4 separate regions of the Homo sapiens genome follow, and all the other regions are linked to region 3. Evidence: chromatin contacts called from ENCODE Hi-C or POLR2A ChIA-PET data. All regions are on one chromosome and are shown on one strand. The core of a region is the stretch at or near the end of the contact, and the rest is flanking DNA. Distances in the headings are between cores, read along the strand shown. Region 1 overlaps ARHGAP26 (Rho GTPase activating protein 26). Region 2 overlaps ARHGAP26 (Rho GTPase activating protein 26). Region 3 holds the start of ARHGAP26-AS1 (ARHGAP26 antisense RNA 1). Region 4 overlaps ARHGAP26 (Rho GTPase activating protein 26).

Region 1 (6,308 bases), core at 88-2,587, 42 kb after region 3:
GGCAAAAACCTTAGGGGGAAAAGAATAATGTATGCTTGTTAATTTCCTTCTCCATGTTTTTCTTTTAAATTTCATTTTCCCAACCATTTTAGAATTGACCAGGAAAGATCCTAGTTTACCACCTACATGTTGGGCTTAAAAGAAATAAAAAAAACTTAAGTCATAATGACTCATTTTGTGGTGCATATGCTGTAAACCTACCAAGAAAAGAAGGGAAACTGCACGGGTAAAAGTGGAATCGTACAGAGTGCAGGAATAATCTTTCAGCTACAGTGCACTCAAAATCTTTTCCATAAGAAAGGGTGGAGATGTCAAAGAGGACAACACTCGTAATTTTTAACAGATACTTCATCCCCTGAGTATTGTTGTTATTTCATACAATCTGCCAGCGGCTCCCAGGGAGGTCCAGGTTGAGGGCCTGATAAGGAAACAATTCCTACCTGTAGAGGAAACTTGATCCAGGGAAACTCACAAAGCAAAGCATCCATTCCCTCTGAATAGCGTGCGTAACTATTCCCAGAATGAACCATCTACTAGTCCTACTTCAATACTTGGAAGACCAAGAAAAGCCAAGGGAACAAAGACCAGGAAGAAGTGCTGAAAAGGGCTACAGCATAAACAACAGTATTTAAAAAATAAAAGCAGTATCTACACTTCCCGGATGCCAGGAGAATCATTAGCTAGTAACGGCTGACGTTTATTGAGCATTTACATGTGCCAGACACTGTTTGAAACACTAAGGGTATGTGCATTAAGCTAATTCCCCCAACAATCCTGACAGGTAGGTCCTTTTTTCCTCATTTTGGAGATGAGAAACCTAAAGCAGCTTCTAGACTTGGGTCACCAGAGGGTAAGCAGCAGAGCCAGGAACAGACTCCCACATTAACTCAATAGCCCACGCCATTGACCTCTGTAAGTATCCCTTCATTATCTGTCACCTGGCTGGTGAATGAGGCAGTAAGGACTAAACCCCAGGTCATCCTGGCCCTAAAGCCCATGCTCTTAACCTACACTCTACATAGTTACCTAAACACTCACTGGTCATGTTGCCCCAACCTCAACCTCCACCACCAGCACCACAAATTCTACAACCATTAATAATAAAGGGCATCATTTATGCAGGGCTTTCTGTGCCAAGACAAGAAAACTTTAGCTTGGAGGCATTAAGCTGACTCAGCTCCCAAACTAATATGCAGTGGAGCCAGGACCTGAGCCCACGTTCAGGAGACTCCTGCGCCCAAGCTCTCAATCCCTCCTGCAGATGCCACAGTTGTAGTAAGACCATGACCACAGGACACAGGGCCATGCCACAACCAACCATGGAGGCCAGCCAACACCAGAGGTGGCTTTAACAGTCACTGACTCATTCCTCAGGTCTCACCAAGCAACTTCCGGCTTTTCATTAGAAAAAAAATAGGGTAGAAAAAAAATAGGATTTAAAAAAAAAAACAGAAGCTCAGTTTCCCCATTCACAGGAGATGAAAAACAGCCAACCCAAAGGAAATGAGAGGCACTTAGTGACAATCTCAGTGGCCACAGGTGAGGTGACAAGTGACACAAAGAAAGAAAATGAAAACCTGAAAGTACAGACTCAAAATTATATCAATGAAGCACATAATGACAGGTCTGAGTCACCCAGAAAAATGTTGGCTTTTGCTCAAGCTTCCTCTGTTTTTAAAAGCAGGGAAATGCCTAACTTGGAGGCCAGGTTTTTATCAAGTATTTAAAAGTTTTCAAGTCTTGGCATTTGAAATAGTAGCAGGTGGGAGGGCTTGGTGGAGATAGGCACAGAGGACAGCAGACTGACCTGGGCTTTAAGGCTGAAAACTAGATCGCACCTGGTGATGGGGCCAGGGACACAGGGAATCACCCCACCTCATGGGTCTCAAGAAGGCCCTGTACCTCCCACCACTAAAATCCTGTGAGAGAGAACATGGTGTGGCGACAAGTCACCTGCCAGACATCCCTGGGAAGAATCCTAACTCCCCTACGGACAACCCAAGCCTGGTCCACTCACCGTGGTGATAATAATCCTCGTGCTAGCACGTAGTTGAAATTCAATAAATGGCTATCCAATAATTGAATGAACCGGGCAACTTATTTACCCCTCTTTAAACTTATTTACCCCTCTTTAAACTTCAATTTCCTGCTCTGCAAAATGGGTAGTATGACAATTCCTAACATGATGGGATTGTGGTAGGGGTTAAATGAGTTAACTGTGTACAGCGCCTCCTCCACCCCGGATGTGAGTCTTACTCTACCATGACAAGTGTATGGACAATCTCCAGTTATCTGGAAATCTGACCTAGGAAGCAGCCTCCGTTCCCTGATAATAATGGACAGACGAAGCATCAGTTCATTAGTCTGTTAAATATATAAAAGACAATTTGATCACATATCATATCCCCCTCCTTGAAAAATAATTCCCAGATTCAACACTGTCTGACTGGTCATTAACACTCTCGTGAGACAGAAAGATGTTCTAATTCTATCAATGAAGCACAGAGTAATTTTCCCTGGGTTAACCAGCAAATCGATAAGAAAATCTAGGTCTTCTATCTTTGCTTCCTCATCATCTCTCCTCGGCCACCAGAAACTAAATACCCAGATGCATCATGTGCAGAATTCCACAATTCCCAAGCCAGCACACAGCACGGGAAAGGCAACATTGTTACAGGCAGATTCGAGAACTGTGTTCTGAGGGATTCCGCCAAGGACACCTATAAATGATACTTTCTGGCTCAGGAAAAGTTTCCTGCTCTCTGATCTGGAGTCTCTACTGGACAGAAAAGCCTTTTTAGAATACCTTGCTTCGGAATATCGGCTCTTAACTACTTGCCTTTTCCTTGAGTCAGTGTTGCCAATTTAGCTTTCCAAAAAAAGTCCTGCAGGTCCCAGAAGGAATGTATCGTCCCGCTAAGGAATTACAATAGAAAAATAATAACCCTTTGAACTTCAGGTGGCTTGTGGGCAGGAAACAAATTAAATCAAGGAGCCTGTGCTGCTCAGGGTGACGACACTCAGGCAGTCCCCAAGGAGAGGCTGCTGACATAGGTCCCCTGCTGGGCTGGACAACGGGAAGGAGACCAGCCTTCAGGCTCCTCCTTCTCATCTCCATAACCTCAGCCCCATGTGCACCTCGAGCAGGAAGGGCACCAAGAACTCCAGCCCCTCCAACAGTGGATGGAAGGGGGCCTCTGTCCCTCATGGCCACCTCCTGAGTGGGCTCCCAACTACCCTCTTCCTCCACAAGGACCCCTGCTTACTCAATAAGGATGGCAGTAGTAGCAATAACAAGTTACTGTTACTAACATAGAGCATGTACTGTGTGCTAGGTACTGTTGTAAGCACTTTCAATACATAACCTGGTTTAAATCCTTACAACTATCCTGTAAAGGAGGCACTGTTATTATGCCCAAGATCGCACAGCAAGAGAACAGTATGCTCCACAGCTGCCTCTACTACTTATCCCAGCCCACTTTCCAAGCTTGAAGGAGAGGGGAGGGGTCCTCTTGTTCTTACATATAGGAGACACTGAATAATTATAATGAATGAAAAGAGTTGCTGATCCATTTTCATTGGTTGCCCCAATAAGAGTTAAGAGCCCATTTTCTCCCTTCTCTGCCTGTAGTAGCAGAGGACAGATGATCCTCAATATATATTTAACATTTGCCAGATTCTCCCCCACTCCTGAAACATAGTTCCTGCACATTTTGCTGAAAGCCTAGCCCCTTCCGTGGCACTCTTGGTGCCCTGCCCATTAATAAGGCTTCCTAGGAAATCCTATCATTGTCAATGCATTGTGTTTGGATCTCTCATTCCCTATATGTTCTTAAGTCCCACAGAGACACAGCTGCAGGGACCATTTTCTGTGGGTGTCTCAAGAGTTAAGCACAGTAGCAGCTGGCAGTCTCACCTCCTACCTTTGCTGGCTGTGTAATCAACCTCCTTTTAATCCTGCCGAGCTCCATGCTGCCTGGCACCAGGGGCAAGAAGCTACACACAGGTAATAATTTAACAAATCACCTGTCTGGCTCTCTTGCCGGGACACCCACTCTGGAGCTTATACAGCTGCTGATGCTAGGGCTGCAGCCTTGCCTGTGGGATGTCAGCTAAACCAGTAAGTACTGAGCCTTGGGGACCACACACTTCCAGCTCTGTCCTGTCTTAGAGAACCAGGGTGTGGTGTTTGATAGGGACGACCCTCAGGAACTATGCTTCCTACTCCATGCTTAGCTCTTGGGGATTTTTTAATATTCCGATTTTGCCCAATGCAAGAGCAACTAGCAGAGCTCCACTCAGCAAGCAACAACACATCCTCAAGAACCTGGATTGCAAGAACATCCCAGGACACAGCTGTTAAGACACAGAGCATGGGAACGCGAACTGCAGCAAATGTACACACACACACACATACACACAACATACTGAAACTCATACAGTGTTCCACAAACAAAAAATTATGGTGTGAAACCCATTGTGGAGCTGGTCCCCAAATGTGCATGAGTCACATCCAGCCCTGGAACACACAAAAATAAGTGAAGTCGTCCCCAAACTTTTACAGTACTCATCCATTGCTTTGTTATTTGTCTATAAACCACTGAAAGAAAAGATCTTTTCAGTTTTACAAATAAGACGACCACTTTTAAAAAGTGAAAATTCTGTCACGACAGGCCTTATGAGAGAACAAATCATTTTACCCAAAGCAGTGGTAGACAGAAGTAGCCTAAGGAAAGACTGCCTTTAAATAACCATCAGCAAGCTATAATCTGTCAAAAGCAATTATTGCCATCAAATACTTGTTAACACACACACCGTGACATTCATATTTCAGTAAGACAGCAGGACACTGATTTTTAGCAAAATCTAAAAAATAAAAATACTTTTCAAACCAGACCCTTGGTCCTACACCTTGAGGAAGGAAACAGGATTTTTTTTTTCTTATAGTACTTGCTTATGATCAGTGCTTTGAGATTAGTTTGCCATAACACCAGCAAACGGCAGAGTAACAGAGTTTGTTCCAAAAACAAAAAGAGTGGTGTATAACGTCACACAGTCCCAAGAGCCAGGCTTTAGGGTGGACAATGGGAGAAGTGGGAACACATTCAGATGTCTGTGGCTTTATTTCTGCAGGGAAGAAGAGAAAGAAAAAAAAACACAGAAGGGAGGGGCACACTGAATGAAGGGAGGAGCACCAGGCACTGGGGTAGCCAACATTTGTAATCTGCATATACTGATCATGTTACAGGAGCCATGCAGAAGCCATGGCTTGCTGCTTCCTATCCCTTTCTACAGGTCAGTGTCCTTACCTGAAGAGAATTAAATGCTCATGTGTTTAGCACGAGCTTCCATGCCAGAGGCCCAAGGGTCCAATCCTCAGCTCCACCCTCAGCTCCACCTTCACCAGCTGAATGACACTGACCAAGTTACTTTATAAGAAACTCAGCTGTAAAATGGGAATAGTGATGCCCCTTGCCCTATAAGGTTATTGAATTATACAATGAAATGTATTTAAAGTGCCTATTTGATGGTAAGCATACAATAAATGATAGCTGCTATTATCAACATCATTCATATTTCAATAAATAAGGGCTCACTGGTAAACCAGCACAGTTATTGATCCCTAGATGGTTCATCCATCACTCAGCAACTATTTACTGACTGGTCTCCCACGTGCCTGGCACCAGGCTAGAGGTTAGGGATATAAAGGGAATAATATGGGGTTTAGCCTTCAACAACTCCTCCACTGGAGAGACTGTCATATAACCAATATAATGTCCAAGGTTCCAGATGAAGACCAGTAAGAAGCACACACAATCCAACCATTCGAATGCTTTACTGTAATTTAGAATGGACTTTAATTGTGACATGAATATACATATATGTATGGTGTGTGTGCATACACACACATGGTGAGATATATGTGTATATATATTATACATATACATATATATCAGCTATATATATATATGGTATCTGATAAATATGTACACAAACACCATGTGTGTGTATTTGTGTATGTATCTCCAGTACCACATTATACTTGTTTCCTATTTAGGAATTATACCGAGATTTAACCCTGCAGATCTCTTGCCAACACACTCACAGAGAGTTAATGTTCAACAGTGAGCTAAAGTTCAGCATTAACTGGAGGAGCTGCCAGATCAAAGCATGCCAAAATGAAGATAGCCTTCCCCTTTCGAGATTAACAGAGCCCAGCATGTATGTCACCAGAAAACATATAATCACAAAACTAAAGATGCTGCATTTATTAACTGTGAGTCTGAGTCATCAGGCAGCACTCTGAG
Region 2 (6,082 bases), core at 1,954-4,453, 61 kb before region 3:
AAAATATGGCTGAGTAGAAAGGTACATAATCTATGTTGCCAGACCACCTCATCAGGGTAAGCTGAGAAAGACACACACAAATCAGCTGGCATTATCCAGCCTGACGCAAAGAGTTCTATAGTCAATGGAGCCCATGGCCTACTTCTTCCTTGCACACATTTCCTCCCTTTGGACAGTACCTGTGTAAGTATCAATTATTGGCCCTCTGGCATTGTAGATTCTTTTTCTCTTTTGTTGGTGGCACATAGTTAGACTGTACTCTTACAATTTCTGCAACCTTGAGATTTGCTGAACACTGGAGTTGAGATCCTTGGAACTAAGATAAGACGACTACAGTGATTCCAGGGCTCTTATGGATTTTACACGTCACAAGATGCAGAACAACTACAAGATTACATCACCCAGCTGAGGCCAGCATCGCTGAAATGGCAGCAGGGATCATATTACCAGGCTCACCTCCCTCCATCCATCCTGATAATGTCCCGCTGCTTATAAGGGGAGGTAAGTTACTACGGGAGGCTGAACCAGAAGTCAATGATAAAAGATGGGAGTTCTGGTGTAATTCTATGCAGAAGCCATGCCTTAGGACAGAGAGGCCAAAGCTCAAGAACTACATCTATACAGAAGCAATATCAATATCCACAAACATAAACCTAGGAATAAAAAACCACCTCTGGTACACTGGTTTCAAGAACCCAAGGCTTTAGAACAGCAGCAAAAATCACTGCACTAGGGAAGCAACAAACAACTCAGGGCCTTCATTCTTGCTCTACTTCCCTGAATTGTTACTTACAGGTTCCCGGCCATCCATGGCTTCCATCCAGAGCCTCCGGTCCTCTTCCGACAAAGCTTGCATGGTGATAACCCCTGGCCTGCAGAGAAAGGAGGGACATGGATATGAAACCAGTGCCACATGTAGAGAGATTGGTGAAGGCAAATCTTAAACATCCACTCAAAAGAGTCAGTGGCTGCTAAGGTTAACAACACAAAGAGGGGCAAAACACTCGGCTTTACTAAGCCACCTTCTACTCTCAGAAAGGATGGCCCAAATTCCTCTCAGTCAGCCCATCTCCCTCAGAGAGGCAGAAACACAGAAGACATGATCCTATTTTACAGGTAAGGGACGTAGAGGAGTTAAGTGATGCCTTTAGACGTTGTTCAATTCCTTGAAATCTTATTCATTTCTAGACCTCAAAACGCTTAACAGAGTATTTTACTCACGGTAGAAATGCAATAAATGTTTGTGGAAGTGAATGGAATTACTGGACTCAAGATAAAAAAAAGAGGAGAAAATATCCAACCTGGAGGCATGCTTGTCTCCTAATATCTAGTCCACTGCTTCTAAACTGCTTCAGACATGGAGAAGTTTTATGGTGGTCATCATCTTGGTAGTTATGATTAAATGTGCACAGTATTTTTTAAAAATGAATACTTAATCATGTCAGGTGCTAAGTGCTTTACATGCATGAGATCATTTCACTCACTGAAATCTGCTTGCTCTCTAAAACTGAGCACAAGCCCTCCAGAAGACATGCATACAATATCAAATGGGTTTTGTTCAGTTCCCATCACAAATGGTACTCCGCAAGAAAAAGAGACTGCGCCATAAAAACGACCTTGGGAGAAGCGGCTGAAAGCCCTCTATGCCCATTAAAGCAGGAGTTCTTCATTTAGGGTGAAAATAGATCCCAGAGTGTCCCCAAACCACCTCCTCCTCTCCCTCAAATGTATGTGGATTTTTCTGTAGAAACAATTCAAATTGTCTGTCAGATTCTCAAAGAGAACTGCAACCCTCAAAAAGTTAAGAATTGCTAGTTAAAACCATCCTCTTTAAAATTTGAGACAGCCTAAAAAGGAGGAAGAGGTCCACTGAGCAAGAACTAAAGTCCGATTCCTGTCTGAGTACACAAACACTGCTAATGATCATACAACAATATGGTATTAAAACCACACAGGCTGAGCAACACCCTGAGCAGCACAAGCCTGGGCCCCATATGCACCCAAGCCTGGTCATTCTCACCCACCCATCATCTCTGCTTCTGGCTTATAGCTATAGTTCCAATGAATATGCTAAACCTATTTGTGTTTAACATAATTTAAAAGTCACATTTGATTCTTTTCATTAACCATTCCTTGACATCCCCTTAAAAATTTAGAGCCGTGGGCATGTAAATACAGACAGGTTGAGGATACAAGGGGCATGGGGTAGGGGTGTGAATGTGTGAGGGTGTAAATGCGTGTGGGTCGGGAGAGACAGAGGGAAAGCATGCAAACGAGCAAGAGAAGGGAGTGAGAAAACAAGCAAGAGACAGAAAGGGGAGTGGGGTTGTATGTGGGTGGGAGGCGTGGGCAGCTAGATGAGTGGGCGTGTTGATGATGGTGGAACACTGATCCCAAGAGGATGGTCATTCCCATGAAGGTCACACTGGGACTGGCACCACAATACAAAGATGACTCAGAAGATGGAATAACTCTTCTCTCCATGAGCACCTTCCAGGACTCTCCCTCCTCTTCTCAGAAATTCTCATTCTCAGACCCAACCAAGTGCCCACTTCCCACCATCAGCCCATTCAGTGTGCCAGACTCAGTGGATATCTGCAGACTGCTGACAGTGGTGGCTCCACAGAACTGACCCTGTGGCTTAAGGGCACAATGAACTGATTCCACCCTTCCACCTTTCTCTAAAGACCAAGTATGACGTCTTAATAGCTTTGAAACAAAAAGCCTCTGCAGCTACTGTCTATTGCAGAACTCTCAAGTCCCCGGTTTTGGGTCTTTGAGTGTTACTGTAGGTGCTGCTCCTGTACCACCTGCTTCAGAATCAGACATTCCCTTAACATGGAGATTCCAGCCCAACCCCACTCTACTCAATCTGAACTGGGCTGTGCCTGGGAACTTGGATTTTAACCAACTCCCCAGGTGATCTTGATGCAGAGTTAAGTTTGAGGCCCACACCCTGGGCTGTCCACTCCATCCCTACTCTTTTCCTTCCTGTTCCCCCTGCCCTAGAGAGCAAAGTTACCCTCCTTTCTGCAGTGAGGTCAAGGAGCCAACATGTCTCTAGTTCGTTTCCTGCTAGTGGCTCACCAGCAAACAGTGAGATCACAAGAGCTGTCTACATACCAAGGTCTCAGGGGCTCACATATATTACATCAACTTCATGGCACACAGTGTGAGATTTCCACCCCAAGCCACAGAGGAAGTTCGACAACCTCAGAGGCTGTGAAGGGTGGGCCACTTGGCCTTGGTAACCAGGAAAGTCAACAGGATTTGTTTTCATTCCAAGAAGAAATATCAAAATACAAGTTCTTTTCCACATGTGGTCTTGTTCCCTTTTACAGGGGAAGTGGGGTAGGGGACGGATTCACATGTCTTGCATGTGAATTTCCAAGAACCAAGATAAAAAGGGTGAACTATCTTTATTCTGGAGTAAAACAATAACTTTCTTTCCATATTTACCTTCCTTATGTCCCTACTAACAACTATCCCTCAAAACAAAATAAAACAAGCAAAACCCTCAACGACCCTCCACTTTCCATGTCAGTTCCTATACAATAACATACTTTGAGACCTTCTCTTACAGGATGTCAATTTAATTCATGTTTGAAATGCATGTGGTTCTTCATAGCAAAAAATGGGCAGGGCAGGGGAGACAGAGAAGAGAGAGATTAAAAGTAGGAGGATAGGCCGGGCGCAGTGACTAACATCAATCCCAGCACTCTGGGAGGCCGAGGTGGGCGGACCATGAGGTCAAGAGATCCAGACAATCCTGGCCAACATAGTGAAACCCTGTCTCTACTAAAAAATACAAAAATTAGCTGGGCGTGGTAGCACACGCCTGTAGTCCCAGCTACTCGGGAGGCTGACGCAGGAAAATCGCTTGAACCCTGGAGGCGGAGGCTGCAGTGAGCCAAGATCATGCCACTGCACTCCAGCCCGGCGACAGAGCGAGACTCCGTCTCAAAATAAAAAAAGAAGGAGGATAATATGGAATGAGGAAGGGAACATATAAAACAATGAAAGAGAAATTGGAGTAAATATCAGAGCTCTTTTTACCTCTACAAAGAATTGTGAGCCTATTAGACCCTCTACAATAAAAGAACAGTAATAATTATAACCCAGCAGTATATGCCAGTTGCTGTGCTAAGCACTATATATAAATTAATTCACCCACTCTTCACAGCTACATCATGAGAAAAGTATATTCTTATTATTCCCCTTTAGCAGATGAGAAAACCAAGGCTCAGAGAGGTTAAGTATCTTGTCCACAATCACAGAGCTGGCAAGATAATAGAGCCAGGATGTGAACACAGGCATTCCAACCCTTAACTCTTGTGCACAATGCCATGGCAAATGTGATGGCACCGCAGCCCCCAGAGAGCTCACGTTGACCACCCAAGTCCTCTGGTGTCAAAATCAGCCATGCACTTCTGCAAACACCTTAGTGAGCTCCTGCACGGGATTAAATGAGATTGAATGATAAAGAGCTCTGTAAAAACCTAAAGTGCTTCATAAATATGAGGGCTTACAACGCTACTCTAGGCAACGAGCTAATCCAAAACAAGAATTCAATAGCGTCCAGAATAACTGGGGCTTACTTTCTATAGAAGTGGTTCTCCATGTTTTATCTGTCTTAAAATACTCAAGAGATGGAAAAGGCAATGAGTTTTAAAAAAAAAAAAAAAAACACACACACACAAAAAGTCCTAATCATAAAGAAAAAATATTGAAAAATTGGACTTCACCAAAATGAAGAACTTACACTCATCAAAAGATGAATTTAATTACTTAATTACTTTTATTTAAAAAATTAAAAGTCAAACCAGAGTGAGAGAAGATATCTGTAATATCTATCTCCTGCAAGAATCATATCCAGAATATGTAAAGAATGCCTACAAGTGAGTAAGAAAAAATGAACCACCCAATACAATAAATACTTGAATAAGCACTTCATAAAAGAGGACATCCAAATGGCCAATAAGGCTAAGAAATAGAGCCCAAACTGATTACTTATGAGGGAAATGTGATTAAAACCACAATGAGATATAACAAGTACCCTCCTGAATAGAGGGCATTAGAAGGCCACCAATAACCAATACTGGCAAAAAATGTAGAGTAACTGGGACTCTCATACATTGCTGATGGGAGAATAAGTTGATGGAACTACTTTGGCAATATCTGCTAGAACTAAACATAAACCTGCCCTATGACCTAGCAATTCTACCTCTACATATATACTCAAGAGAAATGAGTGCATATGTCCACCAAAAGACGCATTCAGGAATACCTGCAGTTTTATTTAGAATAGCCAAAAATTGCAAAAACAACAACAAATAAATATCCATTGATAAATGGATAAACTGTTGTATATTTGAACAATGGCATACCATACAACAATTTTTTTAAAAAAAGAGTCAACTACTGCTAAATGCAACAACACGAATGAATCTCAGAGACATAATGATGAGGGAAAGAGACCAGACACAAAAGATTATGTGACTGTGTGACTCCACTTCTATGATGTTCAAATACTTGCAAAACTCATCTATGGCAACAGAAGTCAGAAGAGTGATTTTTTTTTTTTTTTTGAAAAGAGATATGGGCAGTGACTGAGAAGGGGCACAAGGGTATCTCCTGGAGTGACAGAAACATTCTATATCTTCATCTGGGTGGTTACACAGTTGTGTGTGTATAACAAGTTATTAAAATACAGACTTTGGAGTCATGCATTTTACTGTGATTACACCTCAGTAAAAATCGTTTTAAATACCCAAGAGCTATGACTTCTCATCAATAACTTAGGCTCACTAGTTATCCTGATTCTAGTGCTTCCTAGATGTATAACCACGGCAGACTAGCAACTGAACTATTCTGTGCTACTCTTATTACCTATGTTTTAAAGAACAGTAGCATAGAGCAGTTCAATTACTTGTCTCCCAGCGTTACCAGGATTACACCTCAGGGCATGCTGGGAAGGTTATATGAGAAGTGTATGCGGCATTTCAAAGTGTCAGGCACACGATGAATGCTCCAAAAATTAGTTGTAATCACAGGGGCAGGTAGAGGTGGGGTGAGCAGGAAC
Region 3 (5,882 bases), core at 1,021-3,520:
CCACAGTGCAAGCCTGAGAAGCAGTGAGGACCCCATGAAGCTGAAGGACAGGCCGATCCCCCGATAGACGATTAGGTAATGACTGCTGGTATGGAGTCAGTATTGGGCTTCAAGCCAATGAGGAAAGCTGGGTAGAGCGAGAATCCTGATGAATGGACCTGAAAAAGGAACTCACCTCAGGCTTGATAGAGGAATTTTTCAGTACAGCTAAAGTGGACACCTGTCCTTTTACTTGTTTGGAATCCATTCCCCAGACTTTGGGACAGCATCTCAAGCTTGTTTTGGAGAACCTCCCTTCTCCACTTGCATTCTATGGGGTGATGGTGACAGGGTGATCAACCCCAACCCCTTGCCCCCACCCCAATCCCACAGCTCCTGGGTTCAAGTTCCAGCTCCAACATAGATCAGATATGTAACCAACCCTGGGTTAGTCATAAAGTCTCAGTTATCTCATCTGACGGAGGCTGTCAGCCCGTGGGTTAGGCAGGGAGGATCCAGTGAGAAACACTGTATAGGCACTCTGCACATCACAAGACTCAGTTCTAGGTATAGCTGGGCTATTCTTTCCTCATATATGAATCCTCCAGTAAGAGGAACCAGGAAAGGTAAGCATGAATAACTGTTTGGAGCTCGGAGAAGTTAAAGGACTGACCTAAGAGTGCAAGGCCACTAAGGAGAGGACCTGTGACTTAAGTCCTGTGAACTGAGATCCTTGTAGTATGTGGGAACACCATACCACTTCACCCCATTAAGGTAAACCCTCTATGTTACTTGAGAGATTGAAAACAACACTAAAAAGAGAACTCTCTACCTAAAAACCATTGCTTCTTGCCAATTTCAATCCAGTAAGATTGGTGGTATCTTATGTAGATTTTCACCTTGGATATGGAGCAGCCCAAAGATTTATTTCAAGAGCTTTCCCTCTGATGCACACAGGAATCTAACACACACATTCCAATAAGAGGAGAGAGAAAAGAGAAGAGGCTGGCACTGGTGCTGGGTGCATGCCAAGCGTCGTGGCACCCTCCTCATATAACCCTGCTGTTTCATGTGCAGGCAGTGCAAGACACAGCAAGGAGCCAAGCAGAGTCAATAATATTTACTTTGCAGAAACATCTGTTGCTAGAAAAGCAGAATGCTGGCCAGAGTGGAGGGAAGTCATAACTGCCGGCATCTGGGGAGGCCAAGTATCTGCTTTCCAGAGTAGGTAGGGCTGTGCTTCTCTGAGTGAGGGGACCAGATGGCTAAGAAATATGGAAGCAGCTAGAAGTTTGGGCCTTGAGAGACTGCTCCCAGAGCCACCTGCTCACTCAGGGACTAGAGGAAGTGCCCTTCTTTTCTTGGAGATGCCAGCAGATATTAATCTGCACCGGATTTAAGAGAATTTAACCCAAATAGATCCAACTTTCACTAACACAGAAGGTTTACCATAATTTTTTAAAAATTAGAATCTACCTTAATTTTATACAAGTTGTACCAGTAATACCACAAGTCAAGCCATTTCCTTTTTCTCCTTGGGTAAAACTTAACATACATGTGCACACACAAACATGGACTCAGGTAACCTTACTACTGTATTTTCAGTGCATCTATTGCCTTTGTGACCTCCAAAGTTACCAAAATTGTGTATTAACTACCCTTGAAATGTTTTGCTGCTCAGTCACATCTTTCCCTTTGGACTTAGAAAGTGATTACAGTTCCGGGAGGCCAAGGCGGGTGGATCATGAGGTCAGGAGTTCGAGACCAGTCTGGCCAACATAGTGAAACCTCATCTCTACTAAAAATACAAAAAAAAATAAAATAAAATAGCCGGGTGTACTGGTGTGCACCTGTAATCCCAGCTACTCAGGGAGGCTGAGGCAGGAGAATCGCGTGAACCCGGGAGGCTGAGGCTGCAGTGAGCCGAGGTTGCACCATTGCACTCCAGCCTAGGCGACAGTGTGAGACGCTGTCTCAAAAAAAAAAAAAAAAGAAAAAAGAAAAAGAAAAAGAAAAGAAAAGAAAGTGATTACAGCTCAGAAAGGCCATCATTGAGGTTAGAACTTGCAACAGGATTGGCCTCATGGCTGCCTAAAGTTCAAGAATACCAAAGTCCCCGGGCCTTGTTAATCTCTTCCTTTCCTGGACGCCAGTTACTCTCTGTGCCTCATCACCTTGTATTTGGAATAATTCTGGAACTAGTCATGAATGGCTTCATGTCACAATGCACAAAGAGTGCCTCGGACAGGGCTGGACACAGTGTCCCTCCAAACCTGTTGTACGATGTGAGCGGGCAAGGAAACACAAGCTGGCTTACAGGTGGAATACCTGAGAGTCTCCAGAGAGGACCCATGACAGACAGCTGAGACATGGATGGACACGAGCCCCAGAGAGACTTCAGGTTTAGCCCACACCCCCATTCCTAGGTCAAACTCAACACACTCAAAACAAAACTCTCTCTACTCAAACACCCTCTGCCACCCTCTCCCCAGAGAGCCAGCCGAGGGCCTCTTCCTGCATCCCCAGTGTAACGAAGGGCACCACCATTCACCCTGCCGCACAAGTCACCAGTACATGTCATCCTCTCACACAGCAGGCTCCCTCATGTGCCATGTCCATTCCCAAGTCTCCTAAGCACATCTCAATTCTGCCCACTCCTTCCCATCACTATCAGCAACCCCTAAACAAAACACCTCCATTTGCCCAGATAACTGCAACTGCTCCTCTCTGGCCTCCCCACATCCACTTTTGTCCGTCAAATCAGTTCTCCACCCAGTTGTGTCAATACCAGCAGTGAGCCCTGTGATGGCTTCCCAGAGCTCTGGAGGTGAAGACGAAAGTCCCTCCCAAGGCCTGAGAGGCCCTGCAGGGTCTGGCCTCCCCACACCCCTCTCTGGGCTCCAGCTGCTCCAGCCTCTGCCAGTTCCCGGGGCATGCCCAACTCCTACCTGCCACCACATGCCACCTCTGCCTGCAGCCCTTGGCCCAAAAGTTCTTTCCTCCAGGAAGCCTTCCCTGACTTCTCTAATCAGGCCAAACCCAACCCTATTTCTCACTCTCTGAGTACTATACTATAGATCTTTTCTTCAGAGCAATTTTATATTTGTTCAGGTAATTCTTCTCTTCAAGTAATGCCTCCCCAACTAGTACATTCTATAAGGATGAGGATCATATCCCTTCATGCTCACCACTCTATCCCCAAAGCCCAACACTCTACTGCTTGACTGAGAGCAGGTATTGCAGAAAGAACAAAGAGAGAGGAAGTTGGGCACTCCATAAGTCCATTAGCCTTCATCAGAGGTGAACCTCCCAACTCAATGTTTGACATGTGAAAAAAAAAGCAGGTAAGTTAGGACAAACTCTCCAACTTATGTAAGTCTGGCTAGAGCCTGATATATATGTGGGAATGTGCTTCCTATTAGCATGTGACCACCTCCCTTCATGTTGTCCATTGAGGAAGAGTCCCACAGAGCTGGAGGGAGAGCTACCACCAGCAGGAGCATAAAATAAAACCTCACCTATACCAAGGAAGCTGGAGAAATGAGCTACATACAACCCAACTGCTGGCCACAACCAACTGTCCTCTCTTAGCCCCAGCACAAGCCCCAGGTTGCAGTTAAAATGGTTTAAGGAAGAGTCCCCAGAGATCGCTCTTTTCTTTCTCCCCGTATCTGGGAAAACTGAGAACATATCCAATCAGAAACTGTGCTTGGAGAGAGGCATTTCCAACGACTCCCCATTTCCCCAAGTCTGTATGTAGCAGTTTAAACCTAGTTCGATGTGCTTCATTATAAGAAAAGCAAGTTACAGTCCCTTGTAAATACCATTCTGCAGCCCAGACTCCTGGCATTGTACTAGCAAAAACAAACAAAACACACACACACACACACACACACACACACACACACACACCCTGTGCAAATCTTAGAATGAAACAAAATTCTCCATAGCATTTTTCTCGTTTCCGTGACACACGGTCTTACCTGTGGCCACTAGGTGGCAATCAACTATATCAGAGAACACCTTGACCAAGCAGCTAATTTAAACAACAGCTAAGACTCAAGGAGAAATGACAGGGCCAGCCTTAAAGGCAGTGCTGAGAACAGATCCTGTCCCACTGAGGAACAAATAACCACCTAGAAATGTCCAGTGGACACTCAGCAACTGAGAGAGGGGCCCTGGCTTCCACATTGGAAGAAGTGCTCTAACACATTCGGAGGGCCTGTGCTCTCATACAGCAAGTCAAGCCTGAGACATGGAGTGGGAGGGGTATAGGGATGAAGTCACCACCACAGTGTCTCTCACATTCTTTCAGATCTGGCTGGAGCAGATTCAGAAAACCTCTTATCTCCCCCAGGCGGATGATGTGCCCACCGACCACATCAGCCACGGTACGTTACATAACATGCATTCTGATCATACATCTGCGTGCTTTTCCTGAGGCCATTTCCCTAAAACAGCATTTCCTAAATGAGGCCATCACCAGCACTGATTCTGGAAAATTTGTTTTTCCAACCAGAGCACTAAGGCTAATGAAATTTTCAGAGTTGATTTTTAAAATGAAATCAAGTAGAATAAAGACGTGCTCCTCTTTCCAAAATGAGGTTTCTAATTCTATTTAGATGAAATACCCCTTAAAAATAATTTGGGCTACCCAAACTCACCTTAATCTACATCCAAATAACTATGAATATATTATATACATTAACTTACTGAATACTGTACCTACCAAGTACTTTAAATCCCTCCATCCTCACAACCATTCTGTTGAGTAGATATTATTACCTCCATTTTGCAGATGGGAAACTGAGGCTCAGAGAGGTTAAATAACGTGCCCAAGATCATGCAGGGAATGAGTGGTAATGTAAGAAACTTGGTCTCTCTGACTCCAAAACTCTTAACTACTACACTATATTGCCTCATTTACTCAAATATTTGAGAATCTGGTATCAATGTATTCAAAGAAATGAAAAGATGGTATGTATACATTCCGTGCCTTAAGGGGAATACAATTTTTAGAAGGGCCTAATCTGTGTGTGCAAAACTACAAAATTAAGGTAGACTGTGCTAGGGCAATCAGAGAGTAGACAAAAATGGCTACAGAAATGCAAGTGGGATATTATTCCGGCTAGGGCCATTGGAGGGGGCTTCCAAAAAAAAAAAAAGAAAAAAGAAAAAGAACAGGGAGTAGCGTTTGAGCTGAACCTTAAAGTTCAGTCCTATTTGGATATGTAGAAAAGGGAAGCGGAAGCAGTCATGGGAAGATGCTATAGAAGTGGAAACATGGAGCAAGGAGATGCGAAATGCAGAACCTACCCAGAAAAAGCAGCAAGTTTAACTAGATGGACAGGAGGTCAGAGTGGGAAGACCGGTTAGAATCAAACCATGGAAGGACCTGTATGCCAAGCTAAGGAATTTGAACTTACTCCCTTAAAGAAATGGGAACTGGATTGTTATACAGAGGAGCAACAAGATCAACTTAAACAACAATTAAGCCTTTTACTAAGGAGCTGGCCCAGAACTTTGTTGGAGACACCTACTGTAACTCCTCCAGCAAGCTTCACTATGAGAATGTGCAACCACAGCCAAGGGGCATTCTCCCTGTAGGTAACTAAATGACAGGCAACACCTCTCAACTTGGACATTTGTGCACAGACCATTGGTCAGCCAGGAGATAAGGAAAGAGTTATAAGGGATTCAAAAAAAAAAAAAAAAAAAAAAACTTCTCCGTGTTGAAAACTCCAAGTTCTGGGCCCACTACGACTTATACATAACTGTATGCAAATAATGTATACAAATACATATGTATTTCCAAAGTGCTGTATTGGCTTTTCCTCATAAGAACATTGAGAGTTAAGTGAAAGCACCTGACCTCTTCTAGATGAAGAAATTAAGGACTGGCT
Region 4 (6,300 bases), core at 1,428-3,927, 61 kb after region 3:
GTTAACAACAGGACTTGACCTGGGGCTGAAGTCATGCCCTCTGCCTGAAGACAGCTGTAACACAGAGCTCTCTTTGATACTACCCTAAATTCCACACTATTCTTTCGACTATTATTGTATACATGGTAGCTTAGCTCAGCCCTGTCCAAAGAATTGTACTGAGGTCTCTGGGACCTGTTCCAACAACAACACACAATGAGGCCTTCTTTCTCTGATAAAGCCAAGAACCCCTCCCTCTGTGATCTGTTCCCCTGCCCCTCCCAGACAAAACTAAAGTATCATTTTGAGAAGAATTCATCAGCCAAATACTGCCTTCTCTTCACCTTCCCTGTTGGAGATGATCAGGTTGCAGGGCAGCTAAGGGTGAGTTGTGCTCTAGGACAGAGCCTAGGGGTCTAGTCTGCTCCAGGGAGAGATAAACACTTTTACTCGCAAATTCATGGCATCTTATCCACAGCTGTAGAAAGGTAAGGCTGAAAGGGAAGCAATGATACTAAAACCTGCACCAGTCCAATGTAAGATCCATGAGAGAAGGGCCTTATCTTATTCATGCTGTATTCCCAGAACCAAATGCAACAGTGTTTAGTGCTCAGCAGGTACACAGTAAATTGGTATTGAATGGATGAATGAAGTGAGCCACTAAGTGGATGAATGAATGAATGAGTGATTGGATGGATGGATGGATGGACAGATGAATGAAGGAGTGGATGGCTCCAGCAGGACTGGCAGAAGTTAAGAGGAGGGAAAGCATGACTGTAAGATTATTTTCTCTCTATCTGCTTGAAAGCTAGCAACTGTATAAATAATGGGACTCCAAAGGAGGACTATTTTTCTCTTTTCACAGCCATCCCTTGCAGGTGGTGGATTAACTGCAGGACTTTTGGCCCCTGAACCACCGGGACTCACTGCCTGGGGCAGCAAACCAAAAGCCATCTTGACTTTCTCCAGGACATATTCAGACACCCCAACTTCTGTCTTGATTGCTAGTGTCCAAAACAGGAAGAACAGAGTGCTGCTGGGAATGCAGAATTGCACCAGCTGATCTGACCCCTTCTTCTAAGAAGCTCAAAGTCCTTCACATCCTGGCTTCTCTCTTGGGGAACTTTTATTTACAGTAGACCTATATTTTTTTCTTTTCTTTTCCTCTCTCTCTTTGCTTATCTGTATTTTCTAATCATTCTACAATGAACAGATTACTTGAGTAATAAAAATGTCTAAGACTGATAAAACACACAAATAAAACCATTCAAAAAAGACACTGAAAACGCACATTTTATAGAGTTCCATTTCAACATTTCTACAGTATAAAATTTAACACTACCATTTCATGCAGTTGCACTCAACTAAGTCCTTTGAAAACCAAGCTGTAAATTTCTGATAAAAGTCAAAGCTCATGACTTAAAATCAGAACAGCCAGCCATACAGGCACTTATCTTATAAAAAGGGGCAGCCATCTGATGGGCAAGGTGCCAGAGTATTAGAAAGGACAAGGACACAAGCTTAATAAGTAAGGTGCCATATATGGATGAAACATATGTTCTCAGTTCAGCTGTGGTAAGAAAAGATGCTCTGCATCTCTCTTCTGGTGGCAAAAACTTCCAGAGCGGCTGACAGGAGCTATGGTACACTCCGCGGTGATAGAAGGGGTTTCTTTCTTGGTGGGGTTGATTGGTCCATCTTGGAGCTCAACCCTAGTCCCAAACAGATGGACCATGCTCTAGGCAGCTCGACCACCAGCTGGGAGGGGTCTCCCATTCCACTCAGTCTCAGAACTCATTGTCAATGTCCAGCCTGCTCCACAAAGTGATAACAAGGAAAGCAGCTGGGCTAGCAATCAAAAGATTGTATTTCTGGCCAGACCCTGCATACCCCACTTAGTTATTCTGTACCTTGGTGACTCCGTGTTACCAAAAGTGAGTGACACTAGCCGTATCTCACAGGTTGCTAAGCATAAACTATGGCAAATGTTAAACTGATGAGAAAAAAAAAAGAGGAGAGGAGGAAAGGAAAGAAAAGGGAATGCAGAAATTACTACTAAACAAAATTTGACACCAATTAGATGATTGGGATTTCCCCACCTCAAACTATGCTGAGTTTAACAAGCAGAAAAGACATGCAAATCACCTTTCGGATCAATGTTCTCCTAAAATACAACATTTTTTTTTTTTTTTTTTTTTTTTTTTTTTTTTTTTTTTTCCGAGACAATGTCTCACTCTGTTGCCCAGGCTGGAGTGCAGTGGTGTGATCTCAGCTCGCTGCAAGCTCTGCCTCCCGGGTTCATGCCATTCTCCCGCCTCAGCCTCCCGAGTAGCTGGGACTACAGGCACCCACTACCACGCCTGGCTAATTTTTTGTATTTTTAGTAGAAACGGGGTTTCACCGTATTAGCCAGGATGGTTTCGATCTCCTGACCTCGTGATCCGCCCGCCTCGGCCTCCCAAAGTGCTGGGATTACAGGCGTGAGCCACCACACCCTGCCAAAATACAACATTCTTAAAAATAAAAGAGAAATGAATAGAAGCTTCCAGTTTATCCTTTTCAACCCATCTTTCTAAGAGATGACACAGCATTAAAATATGGCCTGTAAGAACTGCATAAAGACAGCGGGTAAAGTCCCCAGTTCCCAAGGACAGGCAAGGGGGAAGCCAGCAGCACGCAGCTCAGCACAAATCTCTGTCCCGCTGATACCCATGAGCACCAGGGCAGGCACTCACATCCTGTCCTCAGGCTTAGGAGCCAGGGTTGCAACATGGGTGTGAACTTGAACATTCTGGGAATGTATCAACAAAAAGGGTGAAGAGGGCAGGGGGCAAAGACTTCCCAAGGCTGAATCAATAGAGCCGTCTGTAGACAGAGGGGCAGCAATAAAGTGTGCTGGATACACCAGAGCCGTGGGCTGCCTCAGGGAGGTTTTGCTAAGCATGGCCTGCAGAATCCATTCCCAGTTCCCTTTTCACACACAAGACCTCAGCAGCACAGCTGAACTGAAGCGCTGGGCCTCTGGGAATACAATCTGGTGTAGAAACTGCTGATCTGAGAGGCTCATGGTTTTAAAAGAACAGGTTAGGTTTGAACCCTGGCTTGGCCCCTTCTGGCAATGGGCTCTACATCTCTCATTCAGTCAGTGGCAAGGTAAGTGTGCAATTTACCAAACACTACTGCCCCTAAGTTGCTTCTCACAAAAAAGGAATAACCATACCTGTCTAACACAACTGTTGCTAGGATCAAATTGCATCATGCCTGAAAGCATTTAGCATGATGTTGGCTCAATGCATTCACTGTTATTAATTTCATGCCTTAATTTCACTGTGATTAATTTCAACCATTATCACGGTTGTCATTATTAACTGGAGAATGTGGCTATGTGTACTGTAGGATCATGTTACAGAAAAATCCCTCTCCCTAGCCCCAACCTTGAGGACGGGCACAGTATAGCAAGCCTGAGGGCTCCCTTCACACTTTGGATCCAGTGCTGCTGTTCTATATCAAAGCCCTCACCACATACAGTTGGTGCAGAGCCTCCAACCTCAGCAGAATATCCATAGAAAACAACTGCTTATCCTGAAATGAGTCAACTGCTGGTTAGTTCCAAATATGCGTAAGAAATCCAAACTAAACTTAGTTCTGGCTTCTTTGTACTACCAAAAGGATTTAAGATGACATGTGCCCATCAACTGCATATATTAACACAGAGTTAGATGTCTAAGTAGTGGGGGGGTACATAACTGGGATTGTCTTTTCTTCGTTGCACTAATCTTTCACTGTGATGTCGTCCAGGCATCACTCTAGATGCCCACACTACACAATAATGTAAGAAAATACGGAAGAAGGCAAAATACAAAGATGTTAACTAATGCCTTCCCAAAACTTTCTTTGGAGAAGTAGTCCCCAGATTTGGGAATTTCAACAACCAACTTAAACTAAACACACACACACACACACACACACACACACACACATTTCATTGCCTATAACTTATTATGCCATGTACAACCGTTAAAAAACATATATTAACATCACTGAATTAAAAAGTTGTCATGGCCAGCACAATGGCTCAGGCCTGTAATCCCAGCACTGTAATCCCAGGCAGGAGGATTGCTTGAGCCCAAAAGTTCAAGACCAGCCTGAGCAACATAGTGAGATTCCGTTTCTACAAAAAATAAAAATAAAAAAATACATGGGCCTGGTGGCACATGCCCGTGGTCCCAGCTCCTTGGGAGGCTGAAGCAGGAGGATCACTTGAGCTCAGAAGGTCAAGGCTCCAGTGAGCCGTCTTTGTGCCTTGCATTCCAGCCTGGGCAAAACAGCAAGACTCTGTCTCCGACAACAACAACAAAAAGTCTTCATTATTCCAAAACAGTAAGAAAGATACACTCCAAGAATAAGACACACACCTTTGCATTATATAAATTTAGGCTTATGAATAACCCATTATATTACACTGTCCACATTTTTCTCAGAGAAAACTGTGGGACTGGATTTCCACATTAGGGAATTGATGCTCTAGAAGGGGGAGCATTGCTACTTCCGGGTTAAGGACTATTGCCACTGGAAGGTTAAAAAATGACATTCCTGGTCCAAAATCAGCAACAGAAAGAGGAGCCTTTTACCCACCCTACCAAATATGCAAAGAAAGGAACACTGGCTTCATAGAGAAGGAGAGGCAGCAGGATCACTGGCTAACTCCAGAGCACCTTTAACCTTCCTACTAAAATCTGTCCAGCTCATCTTTCTGGGTTCTGGTACTTCATTCCAGGTTACAGCTGCCTCATTAGCTATTCCAAACCTCAGTCACACTTTTGGGCCTTCATATAAACTCATTTTTCGCTCTCCCTCCTCAAAAACCTGCTAAAAGTAAAATACAAACTTACCACATGACCTAGCAATTCCACTCCTAGTTACCTACCCAAGAGAAATGATACATCCACACAAAAACTTGTACAAAAATTTCATAGTAGCAACATACATAATAGCCAAAAAGTAAAAATGATCCAAATGTCTATGAACTGGAGAATAGAAAAACTAAATGTGGGCCAGGCGTGGTGGGTCACACCTGTAATCCCAGCACTTTGGGAGGCAAAGACGGGTGGTTCACCTGCGGTCAGGACTTCGAGAACAGCCTGACCAACATGGCAAAACCGCACATCTACCAAAAATACAAAATTAGCCAGGTGTGGTGGCACATGCTTGTAATCCCAGCTACTTGGGAGGCTGAAGCAGGAGAACTGCTTGAACCCGAGAGGCGGAGGTTGCAGTGAGCCGAGATTGCGCCACTGCACTCCAGCCTGGCGAAAAGGGTGAAACTCCATCTCAAAAAAAAAAAAAAGAAAAGAAAGGAAAAAAAGAAAAAGAAAAAGAAAATGTGGTATAGCCACATGATGGACTACTATTCAGCAATAAAAAGGAATAAGCTCGTGACACATGCTTCAACATGAATGGACCCGAAAAACATTATGCTAAGTGAAAGAAGCAAGACACAAACAATCATACGTTGAATGATTCCATTCATACAAGATGGCCAGAAATGGCCCACATACAAAACACAGATTAGTGGTTGCATGATGGTGAGAGCAGAATTCACTACAAATGAGCAGGAAGGAAATTTTTCTGAATAAAAAGTTTAAAAAAAAAAATCTGTTCAGCCCGGGCATGGTGGCTCATGCCTGTAATCCCAGAACTTCGGGAAGCCAAGGCAGGTGGATCACCTGAGGTCAGGAGTTTGAGACCAGCCTAGGCAACATGGTGAAACCCCGTCTCTACTAAAAATACAAAAATTAGCTGGGTGTGGTGGCACATGCCTGTATTCCCAGCTACTCGGGAGGCTGAGGCACGAGAATTGCTTGAACCCAGGAGGCAGAGGTTGCAGTGGGCCGAGATCACACCATTGCACTCCAGCCTGGGCAACACAGTGAGACTCGGTCTCAAAAAAATAAAAATAAAAAATAAAATCTGTTCAAACCTATGCTTAATAATATGCTTGGAAGAATTCAGTAAGTTTCCATTCAGTGAGTGAGCCAATGAGTGAGTGGGTGAGTGAATGAATGAAAACTAGCTTCCCAGAAGCATCCCTGGTTAGACCAAAACTAGGTCCACATATTTCATTCACCCTAGTCAGCCTCGGCAAGTTATGTGTAATAGTTACGGAATAGCAAGTTATTTGTAATATATATATGTGTGTGTATATAATATTGGGTCTCGTTCTTTGGATGAAGTTGAACCATATAAAACTGTCGTTTTTTGTAGGTCAAAATTGTTACATACTGGCAATTTCATATGATTCAACCTATACTTGCAATATTT

The links. Hi-C counts contacts between places; a loop is a spot of excess contacts on that map. ChIA-PET counts read pairs that join two places held with the same protein, here RNA polymerase II (POLR2A). Pooled maps may share reads with other maps.
Region 1: a map of PC-9 shows a loop between it and region 3 (4-fold over the local background). The contact joins the enhancer-like site here to the promoter of ARHGAP26-AS1 in region 3. A Hi-C loop is called at or near these places in 28 of 168 maps with a recorded cell type or tissue (Caco-2, Calu3, HepG2 and 16 more), 3 of 37 single-sample maps with no recorded cell type and 21 of 50 pooled maps. POLR2A ChIA-PET finds 5 or more read pairs at or near these places in 10 of 52 experiments (A549, Caco-2, H1 and 7 more).
Region 2: a map of endothelial cell of hepatic sinusoid shows a loop between it and region 3 (2.6-fold over the local background). The contact joins the enhancer-like site here to the promoter of ARHGAP26-AS1 in region 3. A Hi-C loop is called at or near these places in 2 of 168 maps with a recorded cell type or tissue (endothelial cell of hepatic sinusoid and transverse colon) and 1 of 50 pooled maps. POLR2A ChIA-PET finds 5 or more read pairs at or near these places in 2 of 52 experiments (activated B cell and naive thymus-derived CD8-positive, alpha-beta T cell).
Region 4: a map of heart left ventricle shows a loop between it and region 3 (2.9-fold over the local background). The contact joins the enhancer-like site here to the promoter of ARHGAP26-AS1 in region 3. A Hi-C loop is called at or near these places in 16 of 168 maps with a recorded cell type or tissue (CD8-positive, alpha-beta T cell, Caco-2, Right ventricle myocardium inferior and 8 more), 2 of 37 single-sample maps with no recorded cell type and 14 of 50 pooled maps. POLR2A ChIA-PET finds 5 or more read pairs at or near these places in 10 of 52 experiments (A549, B cell, Caco-2 and 6 more).

Annotation. Positions count from the first base shown.
Region 1 is chr5:142,822,245-142,828,552 of GRCh38, reverse strand. The region is part of intron 1 of ARHGAP26 (Rho GTPase activating protein 26); the gene reads right to left. Among named protein-coding and RNA genes, the nearest start is that of ARHGAP26-AS1, 44 kb to the left of the region's middle. Within about 2 kb of position 1,337, at least 16 of the 41 ENCODE cell types and tissues checked have a DNase peak (open chromatin) inside an H3K27ac peak, as active enhancers do; they include PC-3, PC-9, Panc1 and 4 more, where a contact is called at or near this core.
Region 2 is chr5:142,926,837-142,932,918 of GRCh38, reverse strand. ARHGAP26 (Rho GTPase activating protein 26) reads right to left here. Exons shown (of 23, transcript NM_001135608.3): 11 at 794-872. Among named protein-coding and RNA genes, the nearest start is that of ARHGAP26-AS1, 61 kb to the right of the region's middle. Within about 2 kb of position 3,203, at least 7 of the 41 ENCODE cell types and tissues checked have a DNase peak (open chromatin) inside an H3K27ac peak, as active enhancers do.
Region 3 is chr5:142,865,298-142,871,179 of GRCh38, reverse strand. It overlaps ARHGAP26-AS1 (ARHGAP26 antisense RNA 1), which reads left to right and starts at 2,270. Exons shown (of 6, transcript NR_046680.1): 1 at 2,270-2,380; 2 at 3,091-3,323; 3 at 4,295-4,370. All of the region lies in intron 1 of ARHGAP26 (Rho GTPase activating protein 26), which reads right to left. RefSeq lists a silencer at 3,862-4,156.
Region 4 is chr5:142,804,133-142,810,432 of GRCh38, reverse strand. The region is part of intron 1 of ARHGAP26 (Rho GTPase activating protein 26); the gene reads right to left. Among named protein-coding and RNA genes, the nearest start is that of ARHGAP26, 37 kb to the right of the region's middle. RefSeq lists a silencer at 2,934-2,983. Within about 2 kb of position 2,677, at least 12 of the 41 ENCODE cell types and tissues checked have a DNase peak (open chromatin) inside an H3K27ac peak, as active enhancers do; they include heart left ventricle, heart right ventricle, right lobe of liver and 1 more, where a contact is called at or near this core.